2 separate regions of the Homo sapiens genome follow, and region 1 is linked to region 2. The links are chromatin contacts, found by Hi-C or POLR2A ChIA-PET in ENCODE. All regions are on one chromosome and are shown on one strand. Each heading gives the region's core, a stretch centred on a gene start or an enhancer-like site at or near the end of the contact. The rest is flanking DNA. Distances are from core to core; before and after follow the strand shown. Region 1 overlaps LOC124900169 (a long non-coding RNA gene). Region 2 holds the start of FGG (fibrinogen gamma chain).

Region 1 (4,300 bases), core at 330-2,829, 110 kb before region 2:
GGCACCCAGCCTGCCTCTCAGCCTCACTTATTCCTATGATATGGGAACAAGTGAGCGGCTCAGTTTCAGGAGTCTTGAGCACCTTTTGCACCTTGAGAGCATGGCTGTCAGCTAAAAATTCCAGGAGAAGCAGAAGTACTGAAAAATGTGATAGAGGGAGATAAAGCAAAATGTCAAGAAGATAAAGTGTGACACAAGTAGGGAAAATGGGTCAGGAAAAAATTAAAATAAGAAGTATGAACAAGAGAATAGAAGAATAAAGACAGGTGAGCTTATTTAAAGTTAGAATTGGGTTAAATGAGAAGCAAGGGAAAGAAAGGGAATTTAAAGGTAATATGTGAAGAGTAATGGAAAACCTATCTGATAGAGATGCTGTAAGAGTTAAGTGAGTCAGTATGTGTAAAGTGCAACCATGCTTGGCAAACAGTGAGCACTGTGTATGGGCTAGTTATGACTGTGACTTCAATGAATAAAAAGAGGTGGAAGAGTAAGAGGTAAGAAACCACATTAGTTAGCCATGCCCCACGGTTAATACAGGCACAGCCCTTTCTGAAGTAAGGTGATGAAACAGATGACTGACCTCTTAGAAACTTTCACAGTTAACAGTTATTACATGGCTAGTATGCTACACAGCACGTATACACACACACACACACACACACATACATGCACACATACCACTTGTGTATATATATATAATTATGTAGAAAATACCTGTGGTATTTAATACTTTTTTTGCAAATTGAATAGGTATTTTTATTGGCATGTCTAGGCCATTATTTTAAAAAAAATCATCTTTAAGTTACATGAAGAATAATTTAAAAAATAAATATTTATAGAGTAGCATAGCTACAAACAAATTTCATTAAATTTTTGTTTTAAAATGTAGACATACTTTAAATTTGACAAAAACTCATAAAAATAAAAAAATCCTGTTTTGGCTGACCTAGCATACCTAAACCCAATAGGGTGCCTTCTTAATTACTTCCTTTAATGTGTTGAACTTGGTTTCAGTATTCATTAGAGATCAGACTTTCAGGAGAATTTCTTATTAGCTTTGGCTAAATTATTATTGATGAAATGTACAGAAAAATAGAAAATATCAACTGATAATAGATAATCTTTTGAAAGTATTAAATGAGAATACAAGAAAGAAAATAGATCTCGTAGAATCTAGGAATGGAAACGACAGAGGATCAGACTAAGTCTTGAAACACATGAGTGAAATTCACCTCTCTCACTGGCCAATGTTGGTATTGATTGGCACCATATGGCTTGCTCAAAGCAACTAGAAACATATTTACTCCTTCCTTCTTAGTGAAGTTACCAGATGCCCCACCTCCGAAAAGAATATGATTTTTCTCCAATTTTACTTATCCAGAAAATAAAAATCTTAAATTTAAATGTATTGCAGCTTTCCTGATTGCATCATGATTGAGCACACCCAGGAAATGAGTCATTCAAAGATACTCAGAAAGATGCTTTGTGTGTTGTTCCCTGGTACTTAGAGAAAACATCAAGAGCGAATTACTCTTTCTACGGTGAGTTTATTAAGAAGAATAACAAACCATGCTCTTTGTTCTCTGGAAAATTTCAGCAATGTGTGTGTGAGGGTTGAGGTGGGTGGACGGTGGTGATATTGCTGACCAGAAGGTAAGCCATGTGGTGGCCACATGCTTCTCTGGTTGACAAAATCAGAAAGTGTATTTCTAGGTCTAGATATTTCCCAGGATTTAGCTTTTCAAGTGTAGATTCCAAGATTATCCAGACACTGAAAACGGCCATTCTACTTTTAAATTATTGTATTCTGGAGTAATGATTCAGTTCAACATCCCACACTGTTGGTGCCAGTTATCCAGCTGATTAGAGCAAGTTGTTAATGAGTACAAGGTTGGAATCACACAGGGTAATTAGTTTTCAGTCCCTTGTACAAATGGCTCTAATCTCAGGACGTTCAAAAAATGCATTTTACAAATAACAAAGGGGACAGGGTGAGAAAGTAGAACTAACTGGTAGAAATTTATCAATATCCTTAGAGATAAATAAATATATCCCATCTGCTTAAATACTCAAGTTAGAAAGTGGGCAGGTTTAGATGACACAAGCTTTAGGCCACTATATATGTTTTACTGAACTGTACAACCATCTCCTTCAGAAACCTAAAAGTGGGCACAAATATCTAACTCTGAGTCCTACTTACACAAGAAGAAGCATCATTCAATGCCAAATACTTAAGGAACTATTATATTCTTACGGAAAATATACTTTGTTCAAATGCTGAATACTCACTGAAATGGAAATTAAAGAGCAATAAAATATGTAAGGTTTGCTTTTGTTGGGGAGGGAAAAAATAGCTTCCCTCTACCTTCCTAGGTTCTTTTGCTGGGGTACCAATGAAATTGACAGAAGATAGATTAACAGGAGAAAAACCATATTTAATTTCTTATGTGCACACAGGAGTCCCACAAAATATGAGACTTGAAGAAGTACCAGATGATAGAAGCTTCTATTGTATCTTGAGCTACAGTAAAGGAATAGGGGCATGGTGCTTCTAGTGGATGGTAGAGAGAGGTTGCAGGAGGGTGAGGGGAGGAAATGTGTGATGAATACAGATTGTCTTATTATGCAGATAAAAAGTCTCTTAGGTAATAAAAGTTGTCTCACAGCAGGTCTCTTTCTGGTACAGATACTTTTACTCATGTAGACTTCCTTCATACATGTAAGTTTCTTTTATAAAAGGGGAGCTTTTCAGAGCTACTCCTGTGTCTGCAATTTCCCAGAATTTCCCACTCAATTTCCCACTCAATTTATGCAATTTCCCACTCAAAATATGCCAGAGAAGCAGATTCTGGTCACCTACAGTCATATTTTGGGGTGGAGCATCCTAAGCCCCAATGCTGTCTTTTGACAAAATGCCTCTATTATGATACAAATGAATTTCCTTGGGCACAGAAGTGTTTGTAAAAGGCAGAAAACTAAAAATAACTAGACATTTGGAAAGTTTATTAGTTAAGTCATTGAGAGTCATTAAAAATTTCCTTTTTGGGGGTGTGGATGAACAAGAAAATAATAATCTATCAATCAGAGCTGGATTTCAGGAAGTCTAGTTTAAGCATTATTTTAAATTATAGATTAGGAAAAAATAGTCGCTCAAGTCAGAGAGAGCAATTAAAATGCTATTTTAGTAGTCTAGTTCTAGATTTTCTAGACTTGTGTTCTGTGGAACACTCAGGAGATGTTAATTGATGTGGCATCAGAAAAATGCTTCCATTGTAAAATAAATTTGTAAACCCCTATATATTATACTGCCTTAGAAGATATTTATATTTTTTAAATGAAAGGTTCAGAGAGGATACTCAGCAATAAAACCTAGTTACTTTCATCTGACCCAGTGTCTACCTCCAAAACATATTTGCTCCTGAAGAACTCTTTTCATTTTCTTTGTATGCTTCTATGAACCTTTGATAGACTGCAAGAGAGCAGATTGGAAATACTGGTCTAAATGAAAGCACACACTAGCATGGTGACAGTGGAAATGAAATAAAAGAGAAATATTTAAAATTTTTGAGGAAGACTTACCAGACTTTACTCTGGATTTAGGGACCAGGGAAGAATCAGAGAAGATTGAGGTTTGTGACATTGGTTACCAGGAAAATGATGGTATCATTGACATTGATAGGAAAGAAAACAGAGGTGGCTTTGGAAGAAGAGATGACAGATTTGCTCAAAAAATATTTGTTTAGTACAGTTGTGCTAAGCACTGTGCTATAGCTGTGCTAGGCACTGGGCCACGGATATGACACAATCCATTTTCTAAAGGAACTTCAAGTCTTCACTCTTCTTTATCATCCAATTAACATTTTTTAAAGCACTATGCTAGATGCTAGGGGCTAAAAGAAATAAAATAAGAAACCATCCTTGTCTTTAAGAAGTCTCAGGCTGGTAGCTGAAACAGTCATGTATAAAAATGATCGCTAAACACAAAATACTATACAAGAAATATGCCAAAATATTTTGGATGTCATTTTGTTGAATTTCAGGAGTAGCAGTGGGCATCCAAGTGGAGTTATCTGTCAGGAAGCTGGCAGTTTGGCCTGGAGTACAACAGAGGAGTTATGGCTAGCCATGTTTGTATTTTTCAGAACATTCACTTAGATGAGAAGGCTAAGGGCAGTCAGCAGAGGGGACCCAAGCCCAGTATCCAGTGTATGGGAAGAGGATGAGGAATAGGAGCCCCAAAGATGGAACAGCGAGAATCCTGGATTTATACAGATAGTGAAATATTAAAGTAGAATTCAAG
Region 2 (4,302 bases), core at 437-2,936:
GTTAGCAAGATGTAATTATCAGTGTACTATGTAAATCTTTGTGAATGATCAATAATTACATATTTTCATTATATATATTTTAGTAGATAATATTTATATACATTCAACATTCTAAATATAGAAAGTTTACAGAGAAAAATAAAGCCTTTTTTTCCAATCCTGTCCTCCACCTCTGCATCCCATTCTTCTTCACAGAGGCAACTGATTCAAGTCATTACATAGTTATTGAGTGTTAACTACAACTATGTTAAGTACAGCTATATATGTTAGATGCCGTAGCCACAGAAATCAGTTTACAATCTAATGCAGTGGATACAGCATGTATACATATAATATAAGGTTGCTACAAATGCTATCTGAGGTAGAGCTGTTTGAAAGAATACTAATACTTAAATGTTTAATTCAACTGACTTGATTGACAACTGATTAGCTGAGTGGAAAAGATGGATGAGAAAGATTGTGAGACTTAATTGGCTGGTGGTATGGTGATATGATTGACAATAACTGCTAAGTCAGAGAGGGATATATTAAGGAGGAGAAGAAAAGCAACAAATCTGGTTTTGATGTGTTCACTTTGTTATAATTATTGATTATTTACTGAATATGAATATTTATCTTTGTTTTTGAGTCAATAAATATACCTTTGTAAAGACAGAATTAAAGTATTAGTATTTCTTTCAAACTGGAGGCATTTCTCCCACTAACATATTTCATCAAAACTTATAATAAGCTTGGTTCCAGAGGAAGAAATGAGGGATAACCAAAAATAGAGACATTAATAATAGTGTAACGCCCAGTGATAAATCTCAATAGGCAGTGATGACAGACATGTTTTCCCAAACACAAGGATGCTGTAAGGGCCAAACAGAAATGATGGCCCCTCCCCAGCACCTCATTTTGCCCCTTCCTTCAGCTATGCCTCTACTCTCCTTAGATACAAGGGAGGTGGATTTTTCTCTTCTCTGAGATAGCTTGATGGAACCACAGGAACAATGAAGTGGGCTCCTGGCTCTTTTCTCTGTGGCAGATGGGGTGCCATGCCCACCTTCAGACAAAGGGAAGATTGAGCTCAAAAGCTCCCTGAGAAGTGAGAGCCTATGAACATGGTTGACACAGAGGGACAGGAATGTATTTCCAGGGTCATTCATTCCTGGGAATAGTGAACTGGGACATGGGGGAAGTCAGTCTCCTCCTGCCACAGCCACAGATTAAAAATAATAATGTTAACTGATCCCTAGGCTAAAATAATAGTGTTAACTGATCCCTAAGCTAAGAAAGTTCTTTTGGTAATTCAGGTGATGGCAGCAGGACCCATCTTAAGGATAGACTAGGTTTGCTTAGTTCGAGGTCATATCTGTTTGCTCTCAGCCATGTACTGGAAGAAGTTGCATCACACAGCCTCCAGGACTGCCCTCCTCCTCACAGCAATGGATAATGCTTCACTAGCCTTTGCAGATAATTTTGGATCAGAGAAAAAACCTTGAGCTGGGCCAAAAAGGAGGAGCTTCAACCTGTGTGCAAAATCTGGGAACCTGACAGTATAGGTTGGGGGCCAGGATGAGGAAAAAGGAACGGGAAAGACCTGCCCACCCTTCTGGTAAGGAGGCCCCGTGATCAGCTCCAGCCATTTGCAGTCCTGGCTATCCCAGGAGCTTACATAAAGGGACAATTGGAGCCTGAGAGGTGACAGTGCTGACACTACAAGGCTCGGAGCTCCGGGCACTCAGACATCATGAGTTGGTCCTTGCACCCCCGGAATTTAATTCTCTACTTCTATGCTCTTTTATTTCTCTCTTCAACATGTGTAGCAGTAAGTGTGCTCTTCACAAAACGTTGTTTAAAATGGAAAGCTGGAAAATAAAACAGATAATAAACTAGTGAAATTTCTGTATTTTTTCTCTTTTAGTATGTTGCTACCAGAGACAACTGCTGCATCTTAGATGAAAGATTCGTAAGTAGTTTTTATGTTTCTCCCTTTGTGTGTGAACTGGAGAGGGGCAGAGGAATAGAAATAATTCCCTCATAAATATCATCTGGCACTTGTAACTTTTTAAAAACATAGTCTAGGTTTTACCTATTTTTCTTAATAGATTTTAAGAGTAGCATCTGTCTACATTTTTAATCACTGTTATATTTTCAGGGTAGTTATTGTCCAACTACCTGTGGCATTGCAGATTTCCTGTCTACTTATCAAACCAAAGTAGACAAGGATCTACAGTCTTTGGAAGACATCTTACATCAAGTTGAAAACAAAACATCAGAAGTCAAACAGCTGATAAAAGCAATCCAACTCACTTATAATCCTGATGAATCATCAAAACCAAGTGAGAAAATAAAGACTACTGACCAAAAAATAATAATAATAATCTGTGAAGTTCTTTTGCTGTTGTTTTAGTTGTTCTATTTGCTTAAGGATTTTTATGTCTCTGATCCTATATTACAGATATGATAGACGCTGCTACTTTGAAGTCCAGGAAAATGTTAGAAGAAATTATGAAATATGAAGCATCGATTTTAACACATGACTCAAGTATTCGGTAAGGATTTTTGTTTTAATTTGCTCTGCAAGACTGATTTAGTTTTTATTTAATATTCTATACTTGAGTGAAAGTAATTTTTAATGTGTTTTCCCCATTTATAATATCCCAGTGACATTATGCCTGATTATGTTGAGCATAGTAGAGATAGAAGTTTTTAGTGCAATATAAATTATACTGGGTTATAATTGCTTATTAATAATCACATTGAAGAAAGATGTTCTAGATGTCTTCAAATGCTAGTTTGACCATATTTATCAAAAATTTTTTCCCCATCCCCCATTTATCTTACAACATAAAATCAATCTCATAGGAATTTGGGTGTTGAAAATAAAATCCTCTTTATAAAAATGCTGACAAATTGGTGGTTAAAAAAATTAGCAAGCAGAGGCATAGTAAGGATTTTGGCTCCTAAAGTAAATTATATTGAATGTGGAGCAGGAAGAAACATGTCTTGAGAGACTAAGTGTGGCAAATATTGCAAAGCTCATATTGATCATTGCAGAATGAACCTGCATAGTCTCTTCCCTTCATTTGGAAGTGAATGTCTCTGTTAAAGCTTCTCAGGGACTCATAAACTTTCTGAACATAAGGTCTCAGATACAGTTTTAATATTTTTCCCCAATTTTTTTTTCTGAATTTTTCTCAAAGCAGCTTGAGAAATTGAGATAAATAGTAGCTAGGGAGAAGTGGCCCAGGAAAGATTTCTCCTCTTTTTGCTATCAGAGGGCCCTTGTTATTATTGTTATTATTATTACTTGCATTATTATTGTCCATCATTGAAGTTGAAGGAGGTTATTGTACAGAAATTGCCTAAGACAAGGTAGAGGGAAAACGTGGACAAATAGTTTGTCTACCCTTTTTTACTTCAAAGAAAGAACGGTTTATGCATTGTAGACAGTTTTCTATCATTTTTGGATATTTGCAAGCCACCCTGTAAGTAACTACAAAAGGAGGGTTTTTACTTCCCCCAGTCCATTCCCAAAGCTATGTAACCAGAAGCATTAAAGAAGAAAGGGGAAGTATCTGTTGTTTTATTTTACATACAATAACGTTCCAGATCATGTCCCTGTGTAAGTTATATTTTAGATTGAAGCTTATATGTATAGCCTCAGTAGATCCACAAGTGAAAGGTATACTCCTTCAGCACATGTGAATTACTGAACTGAGCTTTTCCTGCTTCTAAAGCATCAGGGGGTGTTCCTATTAACCAGTCCCGCCACTCTTGCAGGTTGCTATCTGCTGTCCCTTATGCATAAAGTAAAAAGCAAAATGTCAATGACATTTGCTTATTGACAAGGACTTTGTTATTTGTGTTGGGAGTTGAGACAATATGCCCCATTCTAAGTAAAAAGATTCAGGTCCACATTGTATTCCTGTTTTAATTGATTTTTTGATTTGTTTTTCTTTTTCAAAAAGTTTATAATTTTAATTCATGTTAATTTAGTAATATAATTTTACATTTTCCTCAAGAATGGAATAATTTATCAGAAAGCACTTCTTAAGAAAATACTTAGCAGTTTCCAAAGAAAATATAAAATTACTCTTCTGAAAGGAATACTTATTTTTGTCTTCTTATTTTTGTTATCTTATGTTTCTGTTTGTAGATATTTGCAGGAAATATATAATTCAAATAATCAAAAGATTGTTAACCTGAAAGAGAAGGTAGCCCAGCTTGAAGCACAGTGCCAGGAACCTTGCAAAGACACGGTGCAAATCCATGATATCACTGGGAAAGGTAACTGATGAAGGTTATATTGGGATT

The links. Hi-C counts contacts between places; a loop is a spot of excess contacts on that map. ChIA-PET counts read pairs that join two places held with the same protein, here RNA polymerase II (POLR2A).
Region 1: a map of endothelial cell of hepatic sinusoid shows a loop between it and region 2 (3-fold over the local background). The contact joins the enhancer-like site here to the promoter of FGG in region 2. A Hi-C loop is called at or near these places in 2 of 168 maps with a recorded cell type or tissue (endothelial cell of hepatic sinusoid and mammary epithelial cell). POLR2A ChIA-PET finds 5 or more read pairs at or near these places in 1 of 52 experiments (activated T-cell).

What each region holds. Positions count from the first base shown.
Region 1 is chr4:154,716,515-154,720,814 of GRCh38, reverse strand. The region is part of intron 2 of LOC124900169 (a long non-coding RNA gene); the gene reads right to left. Among named protein-coding and RNA genes, the nearest start is that of LRAT, 25 kb to the left of the region's middle. RefSeq lists enhancers at 1-132, 1,195-1,696, 729-1,928. Within about 2 kb of position 1,579, at least 3 of the 41 ENCODE cell types and tissues checked have a DNase peak (open chromatin) inside an H3K27ac peak, as active enhancers do; they include mammary epithelial cell, where a contact is called at or near this core.
Region 2 is chr4:154,610,040-154,614,341 of GRCh38, reverse strand. It overlaps FGG (fibrinogen gamma chain), which reads left to right and starts at 1,686. Exons shown (of 9, transcript NM_021870.3): 1 at 1,686-1,810; 2 at 1,907-1,951; 3 at 2,141-2,324; 4 at 2,444-2,537; 5 at 4,145-4,275. The coding sequence starts at 1,733. RefSeq lists an enhancer at 472-1,644.